Linked DNA regions of Homo sapiens: regions 2 and 3 are each linked to region 1. Evidence: chromatin contacts called from ENCODE Hi-C or POLR2A ChIA-PET data. All regions are on one chromosome and are shown on one strand. Each heading gives the region's core, a stretch centred on a gene start or an enhancer-like site at or near the end of the contact. The rest is flanking DNA. Distances are from core to core; before and after follow the strand shown. Region 1 holds the start of FADS2 (fatty acid desaturase 2). Region 2 holds the start of PRPF19 (pre-mRNA processing factor 19). Region 3 holds the start of VPS37C (VPS37C subunit of ESCRT-I).

What was found. A loop is a pair of places that touch in the nucleus more often than their neighbours do. ChIA-PET counts read pairs that join two places held with the same protein, here RNA polymerase II (POLR2A). Pooled maps may share reads with other maps.
Region 2: a loop to region 1 is called in a map with no recorded cell type, with 7 times the contacts of the local background. The contact joins the promoter of PRPF19 here to the promoter of FADS2 in region 1. A Hi-C loop is called at or near these places in 6 of 37 single-sample maps with no recorded cell type and 5 of 50 pooled maps. POLR2A ChIA-PET finds 5 or more read pairs at or near these places in 1 of 52 experiments (OCI-LY7).
Region 3: a pooled map shows a loop between it and region 1 (8-fold over the local background). The contact joins the promoter of VPS37C here to the promoter of FADS2 in region 1. A Hi-C loop is called at or near these places in 2 of 37 single-sample maps with no recorded cell type and 4 of 50 pooled maps.

The regions. Positions count from the first base shown.
Region 1 is chr11:61,826,139-61,830,517 of GRCh38, reverse strand. It overlaps FADS2 (fatty acid desaturase 2), which reads right to left and starts at 2,218. Exons shown (of 12, transcript NM_004265.4): 1 at 1,921-2,218. The coding sequence starts at 2,127. RefSeq lists silencers at 2,153-2,252, 2,273-2,372, 2,493-2,932 and enhancers at 2,524-3,201, 3,202-3,879.
Region 2 is chr11:60,904,119-60,908,497 of GRCh38, reverse strand. It overlaps PRPF19 (pre-mRNA processing factor 19), which reads left to right and starts at 1,913. Exons shown (of 16, transcript NM_014502.5): 1 at 1,913-2,134. The coding sequence starts at 2,116. It overlaps PRPF19-DT (PRPF19 divergent transcript), which reads right to left and starts at 1,719. Exons shown (of 2, transcript NR_186697.1): 1 at 1,655-1,719. RefSeq lists enhancers at 1,461-1,580, 1,694-2,281 and a silencer at 2,221-2,320.
Region 3 is chr11:61,159,250-61,163,628 of GRCh38, reverse strand. VPS37C (VPS37C subunit of ESCRT-I) reads left to right here and starts at 2,203. Exons shown (of 5, transcript NM_017966.5): 1 at 2,203-2,238. RefSeq lists enhancers at 1,614-1,753, 1,764-1,813, 1,554-2,146, 2,147-2,740 and a silencer at 1,804-2,563.

The DNA of each region.
Region 1 (4,379 bases), core at 969-3,468:
AGGGAAGAGTAGGTCATTCTAGTCCTCTGTTAGGAGAGATGTGAGCACTGATTTTTGGAGGGAACTCAGTGTTAAGGTCAGGTAAGCACTGAGAACATCCAGAACAAGGAAGAAATAAATCAATCTGATATGGTAATTAAACCAGAAAGGTCAAGGCAATTGCCAGACTAAGCGTTCACATAAGAAAATATGTTTAACAATGTGGAATAATCAGACCAAATTCATCGTATTTGACTTTTCCTTCTGGAAACTTTTTGGTGAGGGCCTGGACAGGACAGGAACCTTCTACAATTTACCTATGAAATCAGAAACAGACCAGCCCAAGTCCAGCAACATATAGTGGAAAGATCCCAGCCAGGATCCAGAAGGTCCTTTACTTAGGAGTTACATTAACCCAACCTCCTCACTGGGCCGCGTAAAGGTCCAGGTGAGATAGCACTGAAGGTATGTGAAACATACCCACCTAAGTTCTAAATAGCATCACAAACCCACTGGGCTTAAGCAATGTCCACAAGCAAGTAAAACAGGATGGGACTGAAAGCTGTAGGGAATTTCAGTATCGCTGACCTTCCCAATCTTAGATAAGCCCTGGCCCTGCTGGCCCACACCACCTGTCCATTGTCCAGCTTGGGTTATGGTGGCCTGGTCTGGCCTTCCCCTAGGCCTGTCTCCATGAGATGCAAGAGGTGGGGAAGTTAAGGGTCGGGCCTACACAGCTTAGAGAGCAAAAGCCCACCAACAGTTGGGCATCCTAGACCTCCAGGTGGAATGATCTACGTCAAGTTCATCCCTCCTTTCTGCCTCTCTCCTATTCACTTTCCCCAATTTCTGTATCCCATCAGACCTTTTTTCTCTGCATCCAATTCACTACCACCACCAAAAGCCGCCCTTTCTTCCCTCCTTGCCTCTGTTCTTTTCCTTCTGGCCCATTCGAATCCATGGGATACCAGCTGCATCCTTAAATAAATGCCAGGATTTCAGACTGGGGTCCCCGGTGCGGGTAGCTGGTGCGGGGTAATCACTGAGCCACGCATTTGGTGGGGGTAAGGTGGGCAGCAATGGCTCCAGAGAGGCCCACAACCTTTAGGAGTGCAAGATGAGGGAAGGGTGTTCTTGGCAGGATTTAAAAAGAGAGAGCCATTGAGTTGAACGCCCGAGAGTAACCTCGAGTGCAGACGGACCTGTTGCCAAGCCAGTCTAGTGCTGCTAAATCCACCGGCTCAAGGCCTCACTCGACCTGGGCTTTGCAAACCCCAGGCCGTTCTCCTTCCACCAATCCCGGACGCCGGTCCCCAAGAAGGCCGGCTCGAGCTTGGGGTGAGTCTAGATAATCCCTGGAGCGTGGGAACCCGAGCTGCTGGGCGGTTTTTCCCAGGTGGCCATTGAGGAACTTCTTAGACAAGAGTCCCAGCAGGAGCGATCTCCGGCCGGGGACGAGCTTTCCTTCTCGCCACCCAGTCTGGATGGAGAGTGCGGGACAAGCGCGGAGTCCCACACCTGGCTGCCTGCGCTCCCGCTCCTTTCAGCGGCGCGCAGGGGCGGCCATCTTCCCCGCTGGGGGCGCCAAAGCCGTCTGGCCCGAGCGCCCCTCTTGGGGAGTCCCTGCCTCCAGACAAACCCCGAGGAAGGGGAGGACGCGTGGGTCCCGGCGCGCGCGGTAGATGCTTGCCCTGTTCTCCACCGCTGGGACTTTCACCGCAGCGCCGCCTCCCCGGGTCCCAGATCCGGTCTCCACCCCAGTCGGCCCAGAGGAGGAGGAGGATTGGGGAGGGGGTACGAGTGCAATAGATGCACTTTCCTTCCCTACAGGACGTCCCAAGCTCCATTCAGCGCCGGAGGTCTGTTTGGCCCACGGGGAGCCAGGGATCCTGACTCCGCCTGCAGCAGAGAAGGGTGGCTGGGGCGCCCCCAGACCCTTACCGTTGCATCTTCTCCAGCGTAGTGCCCGATGACCCGCTGGCCCCCCGGGTGCTGGATGGACCATTTGGTGATGTTGTAAACCTTGCGGTCAATGACCAGCCACCTGTCGGTGCGCAGGTTATGCTTCTGAATCTCCTCCCAGCTGAAGGTGGGCACCGACACCTCGCGCTCGGCGGCCCCCTCGCCCTGGTTCCCTCCCTTCCCCATGCTGCCTGCCGACTGTGACGCCCCGTGCACTGCGGCCTCCCCGCGCCGGCTGCTCGCTGCACAGACGGCTGCCTCCCAGCCGGTGTGTGCAGCCCGGGCCCTCTTCGCTTTCGGCTTTTGTCTTCTCCTACTCCTCCCACCGCGCCCCCTCCCCCAGCCTTCTCGCCTGCGCTCGGGAGTGTCCCTGCCTTCCTGGCGGAGGATCCCTGGCTTCCCAGTGCCCCCAAGCGGTCCCCTTCCTCCGCCCCTCCCTCAGCCCTCCCGCTATGGACTTTTGCCTCCAGTAAAAACTCCCCGGGAGCTCAGGGCCTCGACACCTCCTCTGCCCGCCCCTCCGGCTCCCCCCGCCTCGGGTTCCACATCCTCCCGCGTTCCCCGCCGCCCGAGTTTCCACAGCGATCAGCAGAGCGCCTGCACCAATCCGGTCGCGTCGCCCCGCCTGCCATTGGCCCAGGAGGATCTTTCGAAGGCCAGCGGGCTGGAGCGGCGGGTCCCCGGCTCCCCCGCCCTCCCGCGTGGAGTCGAGCCCTGCTGCGAGGCAGGCTACGTGTCCGACCTCCTCCCTCCCCCACTCTCCGGCCCCGGGCGCCGGAGGAGATCCTAGAGGAGATCCCGGTGGGGGCAACGAATGGGCTCCGCGCGCTCCGGGGCGCGTGCGCGCACGCCCGGCGCTCTGGGGGTTTGCACCTGATGCCGACACAAAGCCGGCGCGGCCACCAGGGTGCCAGCAAGCGGCCGGGCGGGTGGACCGGCGGGCTGCGGGGCACTCAACTCCAGGGCCGGCTTGGCTAGGTGACGCCCTTCCTTGGCGCGCGGCAGTCGAGACTCCAGTATCCCACATTGTCCGCGCCATCCACATTCTGGCGCCTTTCTGCAACCTCCCTAGAGACACAAGCCGGCCTTGGATTAGAGGGCTTTGAACCCTCTAGTCAGACAATCTTAGAAAAGAATTGCGGAACCTCTGCTCTGCTTTCTTGGTCTGGGCGCCATGGCTGCGGTGAGGGGGAAGGGAGGGGAAGGCAGAGGAAGGGGGCGATGAGGAACTGGCGCGGTCCTTGCCCTGGTCTCAGTAAGCTCAGTCTCTTTGGGAATCGTGGAAGCAGACACATCATTGGGCAGTGATGTTGTGCAGACTCCAGCAAATAAAGACTGCCGTATCGAAGGGATAGGAGGAGGGTTAGGTCTTTTAGGCGTGGGGCAAGAGACAGGCCCCTCAGACCCCAGCTGGATGGGGCGGCTTAGTGCCGGGCGTCCTGGGGGAAATGGGCCTGACTGCATCCGGAGGGCTAACGGGACACGTGGGAAGTAAGGATGAACAGAGAGGGTGGGGTGCACGAGGCTTGGGAATCACTAGAGGAGTTATAGGGCCCTCAGATTTCAATGGGATTTACAGGTGCCTGTGTGCTAGCACACCCTAATCATTAGATTCTCATCACAGGCTGAGAGGTAAACAGGACGCATATTATTACATCTCACTTGAAAATGGAGAGCCTGAGATTGAGAGAGATGGTCAAACGGGCCCTGCCCAATCTAAATTTCACAGCAATGCAGGGGTGGTGGGGGGATCACTCTGCCCAACTGGTGGGGTTGTACTTGGGGGGGCAGATGGGCTCCCTTTCCTCACATTCACACAGTCCCCAACCTCTCCCATCACATTTCATGCTGGTGTCAGCCCTGAGCATCCTTCATTCACTCCACAGACTGCAGACATAAAGACAGTAAGGCCTCTCTGTCTTTGAGTGTGAGCAGACATCCCAAACAAAAGCCTTCTGTACAAAATAAGAGGATGAAGCAAGACCTCCAGAGAGTATGGTGGCCTTGAGGACTGTCAAACGTTGACGGAAATGGAACCAAGAAAATTATTTTCTCAGAAATGGATTAACATACCATATAGATAACTTTAATGAACATTTGTAAAGGGTGTGGAGCTCGGAGCAGGGAGTGATAGCTGAAAGGCAGAACCAGGGAGTATCTCACAGAGGCTTTGAAGGTTCAGGCCCTAAAAGGGAGCACGTATGGGTGGCCTGTGTAGGGTGGCTGAGAAGCGTGGACCGGCCAGGGCCTGGGGTCCCCAGCGGCTCCCAGCACAGTACCAGCCAGGGTAGGTCCTGAAAAAACATAAAAACATGTGTTGAAGACACAAATGAATGAATGAAGTTCAAAGAATGGCTCCAATGAGGCCGGCGGTAGATGGGGCTCAAATTGAGAAAAGCCCCAGCAGCCTCAGTAAGGGGTAGGAAGGGAGGACTTTA
Region 2 (4,379 bases), core at 664-3,163, 920 kb after region 1:
CTTACTACTCTGGAATTTTCTTCTTAAGTGTTGATTGTCTCTGTGCTCCCACCACCCACAGTAGAGTGTAAGCTCCAAGACAGCAGAAACTGTGTCTTTCTTGTTGACCTTTTCTATCTCCAGTTTTTACAATAGGGCTTGGCACATAGGAAGCACCCAATCAATATTTGTTGGATGAATGAAATGCCTGGGGAATAACATGAATAGATATTTCGTTCAAAGTGGATCACTGTCTGCTCTGTGGAAAGTAGATTAGGAGGAGGAGGCCAGGCTGGAAGCAAGGAACAAGTGGGAAGTTACTTTGTTGGTGCAAGACAGAGATGAGATGCCCTTTTGCATATTAACTCTTCATAAGAGTTCAGTGAGTTAGTTCTACCCTTGTCATCACTCCCTCTGTTTTACAGATGAGGAAACTAAGGCATAGAGAAGTTCATACTGCCAATCACCTGAGTGGTGCTAGGATTTGAGCACACAGTCTGACTTCAGAGTCCATGCTCTTGGCCACTATGCCATATTGCCTTTTGTACCTGTAACTTTTATTTTTCTCTCCAAGCTTTTGCTTACGTTGTTTCTTCTTCCGGAATGCCTTTCGTTCTCCTTCTCCTCTGAATACTGCCCACCTGTCAAAGTCCCTCTCACTCACATCCTGTTCATCCTGCCCTTTTGTCTTGATACCTTACAGTCCACACCACGTCTTTTGCATGATTCCTGAGAGTATCTTATCTTACAGATATCCACAAAGAATCATACACTATCTGAGCTGGAAGAGAAATAGAAAATACAAAATCCAAAATACAAAATAAAGAAATTTATAGGAGGCCATTGGTTTGGACTGAGCTCTTCTGCTAGGCCTAACAGACCAAGCTAAAAAGAGTTAGTCCTGCTGAAGCTCCACGCCAATAAGCTGAAACGAAGATCTTTACGACCTTCTGAGTGTGTATGTGTGTGTGTGTGTGTGTGTGTGTGTGTGTGTGTGTAGGGGGGAGCTAAATTCCCAAACAGGCAAGTTTTAGGTGGCATGATAAGTCCCCTCCACTTTAACCTTTACAAGAAAAGTAATTTTGAAATTACCAAATGACCAATCCGCTTTTTGTTCTCTGTTCCTGTTTTCCTCAGTCCTTTTCTGTCTATAAAACCAAGTTCTCCTGTTCAGCTCATTGGAACAACCATTATATTTTATAGTATGAGGCACTGCCCAATTCTATAGAATCGCACCTTAAGTCCCAGCTACTCCGGAGGCTGAGGCAGAAGGATCACTTGAGGCCAGGAGTTCCAGGATGCACCTGTGATAGCCATGATTGCTATGACCGCACCTGTGAATAGCCACTGCCTTCCAGCCTGGGCAACATTGCCAGAGTCCGTCTCTTAAGAAAAAAAAAATCTTTGAACTAAGTTTGTTGTGATTTTGTCTTTTGACAAAGAAGAAAGGGCAATGTGAATTGCCCCAAATCACAGAGCGAAATGGTAGTAGTCAGGACCAAAACACTTTCTTAGCCGTTTTCTTAGTTCTTGTACCCATCTGTTTCTGTATTTTCTTCACCAGGCCATCCAGCAGTGTCTCTTAAAGGGTAGCCCGAGAAACAACTGACTTAGAAAAGCGTGGGGCACAGTCTGTCTACGCAGACCCGAGGAATCTGCATTTTAACAAACTCACTGGGAAATTCTCGCGCACGCCAAGGTTTCAAAGACCAGGGTCCCGTGGCACAGTGCCGCACAGTTGTCAAAACAAGTGCTGTCCAATTGTTTTGGTTTTAAATTCTCACTGCGTCATGGGAAATGTAGTTTCGAGCCTCCTCTCTCCCGACGCCCCAGCCAATCCTCCGGCGCTTTACGGAACGAGCCGAGTCAATCCGGAAATAACCGAGTGTTCGTGGCGGGCCCTTTCCTGCCCGGCTGCATTCTGGGAAAGGGCAATTTCCGTTAGGTGCTGAAGGCTGTGGCGCGCGGCTGTCCCCATTCCCACGTGAAGCGCTACGCTAGCATCGCTCGGCTGGCGGCTCCCAGCTCGCCGCGGAGCAGTCCCGGCAGCAGCGGGGGACCGGAAGTGGCTCGCGGAGGCTCAGAAGCTAGTCCCGGAGCCCGGCGTGTGGCGCCTCGGAGCACGGTGACGGCGCCATGTCCCTAATCTGCTCCAGTGAGTGTTGGCTGCGGCCAAGCGCGGGTCTCAGGAGGCCAGAGAGCGGCGCGGGAGCGTGTGCGGTCCGCTGCGGCGCCCGGGCCGGGGTGGAGGCGGGAATGGGGCGCTCCGGAGGCCGAGCGGCGGCCTGTCAGCACCGGAGCCCCCCCCGTCGGAGCGGGGTGCATTTGCGCAGTGCCCCGCAGTTTACATAGTGCCTGAGGTTTATTGTCGCAGACATTACTGAGGCCGGTCGCCTCATTCTACAGAGTGGAAACAGGTCTGGACAGAGAGAGCTGGTGCAAGGGAAGCAGCCTTAATGTAGGAGTCAGAAAACTCGAGGTCTTGTCCAGGGTCCGCCTCCCATTGGCTTTATGAATTGGCTCAAGGCTCTGGGCCTCGGTTTCCCCATCTGCAAAATCGAGAGCATTGCAGTGGATGTTTTGCGAGGCCTCGCTCGGATAGTCGGAGCTTTTGCAATTTGCAAAGGTCACATGATGAGTTAGAGGTAGAGGCAAGGCTGGCAGCCAGGTATCTGGCTCCCAGCCTTACACTGTATGACTAATAAAAACAGCGCACATTTATAAGCCCTTATTGGTTTACAACGCGCTTCCAAGTCTATGATCTCATTTTATCCTCACAAGAATTCCCTAAAGGAGAAATAAAGATCCTGGTTTTGCAGATGAGGATGCAAGGCGCAGGAAGAGCGGGGCTTATCTAAGGATGCGTAGCTAGTCAGTGGCAGAGCTGGGTGACGTAGTTAGGTGACACGGATCTTGGACCCTGAATCCATGCTTTTTTCATACCTTCCACTATCTTTCCCTTTGATATTTTATCATGACGTACAGACATTTTCCTTTCCCTTTTCGTTGTTTCATCAGATTACTCGTTTCCCCTCCCTTTTGCTATTCACTTCCTTCTCTTCTCAGAACCTGTACATTGATCCAAAGAGGGGGAAGAAGGAAGGGAAATGATGGAAAAGGAATCCCTCACTTTGAAGAAATTACAGCTCGCAAAGTACCTTCACATTTATTGTTTCCTTCCAATCTTCGGGAAGCTCTCTTTTACGTTCCCCAGCACCATCCTTCCTGGCATGGTTCACTCATTTGTTAGATGTTTACCGAGTGCCCTGGGGGCATCTGCATTGTACTGGAAGTGAGAGACCAGCTGTAATCCTTATCCTCAAGGGGTGCACAGTCTACGCAGGCAAGAGTGTAAATGATACCTCTATTGCGGGTTGTTGTGAAGATGAATTACTGTACTGTATGCCTAGAATTGTGCTTGGCACATAGAAATGTGCCATGCAAATGTGCCATGTAAATATTTTTAAATATTTTTATTGTAGCGATTGCCACTTTGCTCCTTGGAATCTTCCAGGTGATAAGTGTCTGTACGCTAATCAGTTGACTGGTAGCTGGTAGACTCAATAGCTTCAGGATGGGGACTGGTCACCTAGGAAGACTAAAGGGTATTAGAAGGTTGGGATTTTCAGTCCTACCCCCCATTTACCTGGGGAAATGAGAGGAACTGAAGTCGTCACTAGTGACCAGTGATTTATTGAATCATGCCTTTGTAATGAAGTTTTCATAAAAATACAAAAGGACAGGATTCAAAGAGCTTCTGTATAGCAGAACATGTGGGGGTTCCTGGAGGGTGGGGTGCCCAGGGAAGGCATGGGAAGCTCTGTACTTCTCCCATACCTCATCCTATGCTCCTCTTCATCTGTATCCTTTGTAATATCCTTTACAATAAACTGGTAAACATAAGTGTTTCCCACAATTGTTTGAGTCACTGTTGCAAATTAATTGAACCCAAAAAGGAGGTCATGGGAACCCTGATTTACAGCTGGTAGATCAGAAGAACAGGTCAAACAACCTGGGGCTTGCGATTGGCATCTGAAGGGGCGGGGAGTCTGGTGGGACTGAGACCTCAACCTGTATGATCTGACACTATCTCCAGGTACCTGGTGTCAGAATTGAATTGGAGGACACCCAGATGGTCACATCTGAGGTCACAGAAGTATTTTGTTTTGTCAGAGAATAGGAGAAACTGAGTTTGTTATTCCTGTATTCTCAGACTTTATAATTTCTTTGATAATCTGTCTGGAGCTATAGACTAAGATGGATGGCAGGGATTTGAATGGCTTCATGTGTATCTCCATGTCATGGAGTAAACTGTATTCATAGAGTACACAATCATTGTTCAGATATGAGGTGGTGATAATGGACTGCTATTCTCTAGGTGCTTGGCACATAGTAGTTGT
Region 3 (4,379 bases), core at 954-3,453, 670 kb after region 1:
GTAGGCGCCTGTAATCCCAGCTACTTGGGACGCTCAGGCAGGACAATCACCTGAACCCAGGAGGCGGAGGTTGCAGTGAGCAGAGATCACACCATTGCACTCCAGCCTGGGCAACAAGAGAGAAACTCCGTCTCAAAAAAAAAAAAAAATCACATAGCACAAAAAGGCTTATGACAAAAAATTAAGGTCATCTGCCCTGGCCCTCCCTAACCCTCAGAAACAATTTCAACCTAGCTTTCAAACAGGTGCTGTCAATGGGAGTCACTCTGACATTCTGTACCAAGTGAAATGTTTGCAAAACCAACATGCCCCCGCTCAAAGGAGTCACCAGTGTCTCAGAAGGGTCAGCAGCTGACCTTCTTCATGGACCCCTTCTGTTATAAGAAGGAGTTTTGACAAATTCAGTTTGACAGAGTTTAATTGAGCAAATAATGATTTGTGAATCAGTCAGCCCCCAGAACCAGAATAGGTTCAGAGTGACTCTGAGGCTGCCAGGTGGTTGGATAACATTTAGGGATAGAAAACGGAAAGCAGGTTGGGCGTGGTGGCTCATGCCTGTAATTCCAACACTTTGGGAAGCCGAGGCTGGAGGATTGCTTGAGTCCAGGAGTTCCAGACCAGCCTGGGCAACATAGCGAATCTCCATTTCTATTAAAAAATAATCATTAAAATTTAAAAATAAGAAAAGAAAAAGGAAATAGATGTCCAGAAAACAGAAGCGAGGTACAGAAACAGTTGGACCAGTTATGTAAGCGCAGAACCAGCCCCATCTGGTTCAACTTTGTGTAATAAAGTGGTGAGTTGTTTTTTCAGTTGCCATGATCCCAGGTTGCAAGTTATGTAACCTGAGCGTGCCCAGAAGAACCAAGCATGCAACCACAGGCGCAACCTAAATGCTCAGACCAAAGAACCGGAACAGAATTAAGAAGTAGATACATGGTATAAGCCATGATCTAATCAGATTGAGCCATGGCATCATCCCATGGCAAGATCCAGTCAGATCATTGCTTATTGCAAGATTCAATCAGATCACTGCTCATTACCCTCTGCCTATAACACCTGTCACAGCCCCTGGCTTGGGGAGACAGATTTGAGCATGTCTCCTTCCCAGTTGACTTGCAACAAATCTTTCCCTCTACAAAAACCTGATACTTCGGTGTTTGGCTTTCTGAGGGCAAAGGGATCCAGTTTGGTTCCCTACCAATGACAGATTGACATTTGCCTTATTGGAACAAGGTTTGAACAGGTGGCTGCCTGTGATTGGCTGAAACTCTGTGATTGGTATGAGTAGGATCCAGTTCACTATGTACGGAGAAACCTTTAGGACAAACTTAAGATACGCCAGGAGACAACTTTAGGCTAAACTGGACACTTCTCCCCTTTTGGTCAACCTCTTGATTTTGAGAGGTTGGAAACTTTAGACATTGACATCAGTTACCATTGTAAATAGACTTATTTGGTCTCAAATTCCCCTGGGAAATAGCAGAGCAGTGGGTTTCATAGGTGGGAAAGGGAACAGAATAGAAAAAAAAAAAAAAACACCTGATTAGTTAACATCAGGTCACTTCAGATTCCTTTTTTTAAGGGTTAGAGCAGAGGGGGCTTCCTTATTATGCTGGACTCTCCTGTTTCCAGGGGGGAAGGGAGGAGATGGGGAATACTGGTAATTCTGTAGAATGAATGGGTGGGGGAAAGAGATTAACTAGTAAATGGAAATGAGTGTGTGGTGGCCTTGGGGCTCCTCAGTCTGAGCTCAGCCCATCTGGGGCTCCTCCTAGGTTCTGGGCTTCCATCTGCTTCCCCCTCCTTTTGGGTCCCTCTGAGAAGCCTCCCAAGATCGAGCTGTGTACAGAGCGAGTCCTCGCTGGCCACTCGGAAGGCGGCGGACGTCCGCGCCGGCGCACTAGCCCAGAGCGGCCTGGTCTCCGCCCAGTGGGCGGGGCCTCTTACCGGGGGCGGGGCCGAGGCGTGCGGCGAGCGCTGGAGGGGTCTCGTGGGCGCTCCCGTGGTTGTGGCCCGGGCGGCCGCGAGCGTGTGTGTGTGGCACGATGTCGTGGTAACTCAGAGGCGCGCGAGGCGGGGCGGCCAACGGGGTCGCGGGGCGAGCACGCGCGCCACTGGGGCGCCGGACGTTGCAAGGGGGTCACATCCGGTAGGGGGCGGGCCTGGCGGACCCCGGAAGTGTGGGCGCGGCTGCGGTTTAACCCGCGGTGGCGGCGGCGACGGCGGCCCTGGCAGGTGAGCGGAGACTGGGGAGGGTCCCGGCTCTGCCGCAGGCGGGCGGGGCAGAGGACGACGGTGGGGGCGGCGCCGGCCGTGGCTCCCGGAGCGCCCCCGCCTGCCCGCCTCATCCTGGCAGAGGCCGGTGATTGGGCACGAGGGGCGCGTGACTCTCGCCGGGGGCCGGCGCCCCTGCCCCTCGCGGTGGGAGGGAGGGAGGGAGAGCGCGAGGCGCCGCCCCGGCTCCCCGGCGGGTCGCACCTCCAGTTCCGCCCCACCACTCACCGCCACCCTCCTTTCTGCGTCTCTGCAGGCCCTCGTCCCATATGTGAGCATCTTGCGGTCACAATTCTGATGACATTAGAGCCAATTAGCCCATTGTATAGATGGGGAAGCTGAGGCCTAAGAGTAGGGTCCGACTTGCCAGAGGGCACGCGGGAGACGAGTGGCAGAGGGGAGGTTGGAGGGACTTTGCTCTGTGACTTACTGGCTTGTGCCCTTTCTCCAGGGCATTGAGAGATGGGAGTTTCAGCTTTGGCTTTGTTCAGGACTCAGACTTGGACCTCCCAGCATCACTGAACATTTCTTACCCCGGGACCCTCTGGGCGCAAAGGGCACTGATGTATACATACCCATTATATGCCTGGTTCCTCTTCATTTCCTCCTCAGCCGATGAGGCGATTTCCCACTTTACGGATGGGAGAAGGAGTTAACTGGAGGTGTTTTGTGAGTTACTGGCAGAGTGGACTCTACAACCTGGGGTTTTAGTCGCTGAGCTGAGGCAGTGCTTTCCCAGCTACACCTTGTCTGGGCTCACTTACCCTGGGAATGTCAGTCTTCAGCTCCAGAAACTTCCCACTCATTTCCCTTCGCTCCAGCGGTACCTCAGTTCTCTTGCTGCCTAAGGCCTTTTCCACCCTCTTTATTGGCTCCAGGAGTCCCATTTCCTACTAATGCACCAAGATGCTGCCACCAGACTCTCAGTTCTGTGACTTTTGGCCTTAGAGCTGGAGGTGGTGGTGACCGAGGAACTGGGGAAAGAAAGACTCTTACTTTGTTGTCCAAAGCTGCAACCCTGCAGACACCTGAACTCTGTAGTTCCGGGTGGGATCGGGGACTGTTGCAATGAAAATACTGGACGCTAAACTGAGTCTTTGTTCTTTGCGGTCATAGTGCCCAGAAAAGCCTTTTACCTAGATTATCTTGGAAATGTGGTTCCGTGCCTTTGTAATTTCCATTAAGTAGAACATTTTCATTGTAGACTTTCTGAGCAGTTTCTGGCCGCTGTTTTGCAGGTAGCAATAGCTGTGATTTGTTGCTTGGCTTCATATGCTGGGCACTGTTCTAGGGCTTTCTGAACATACCGAATTTTGCGAACATGTCCAAATAGGTGATGATCCCGTTTTACAGATGAAGTGAGTTGCGGAGATGTTAGATAACCTGGCTAGTGTCACACAGCCAGTAAGTGGCCAAGTTTGGATTTTTTTTTTTTTTTTTTTTTTTTTTTGAGACGGAGTCTTGATCTGTCGCCCAGGCTGGAGTGAAGTGGTGTGATCTCAGCTCACTGCAACCTCCGCCCCCTGGTTCAAGCGATTCTCCTGCCTCAGCCTCCCAAGTAGCTGGGATTATAGGTGCCCACCACCACGCCCGGCTAATTTTTGTATTTTTTATTTATTTATTTATTTATTTTTTTTTGAGACGGAGTCTCGCTCTGTCGCCCAGGCTGGAGTGCAGTGGCGGGATCTCGGCTCACTGCAAGCAATTTTTGTATTTTTTAGTAGAGACGGGGTTTCACCATGTTGGCCAGGCTGGTCTCGAACTCCTGAGCTCAGGTGATCCACCCGCTTTGGCCTCCCAAAGTGCTAGGATTACAGGTGTGAGCCACTGCGTCTGGCCACAAGTGAGATTTGTAACCCATCAGTCTTATTTCGAAGTTAATGTGCTTTTAACTCTGTGATACTGCCTCTCAGACCGTTTAGTTTCCCAAAGGTGCTGGACCTTAAGAATAATTTCTGATGCTTGTTAAAAATACAGAGCTCCACCTCTAGAGATTCTTGGGCTATTGTCTGGAGGAGGGCCCAGAAATCTATTAACAAATGCACTGGGTGATTCTTACGGTAAGGCAAGTTTGGGAAACACTGCCTTTAAGAACTTTGTAG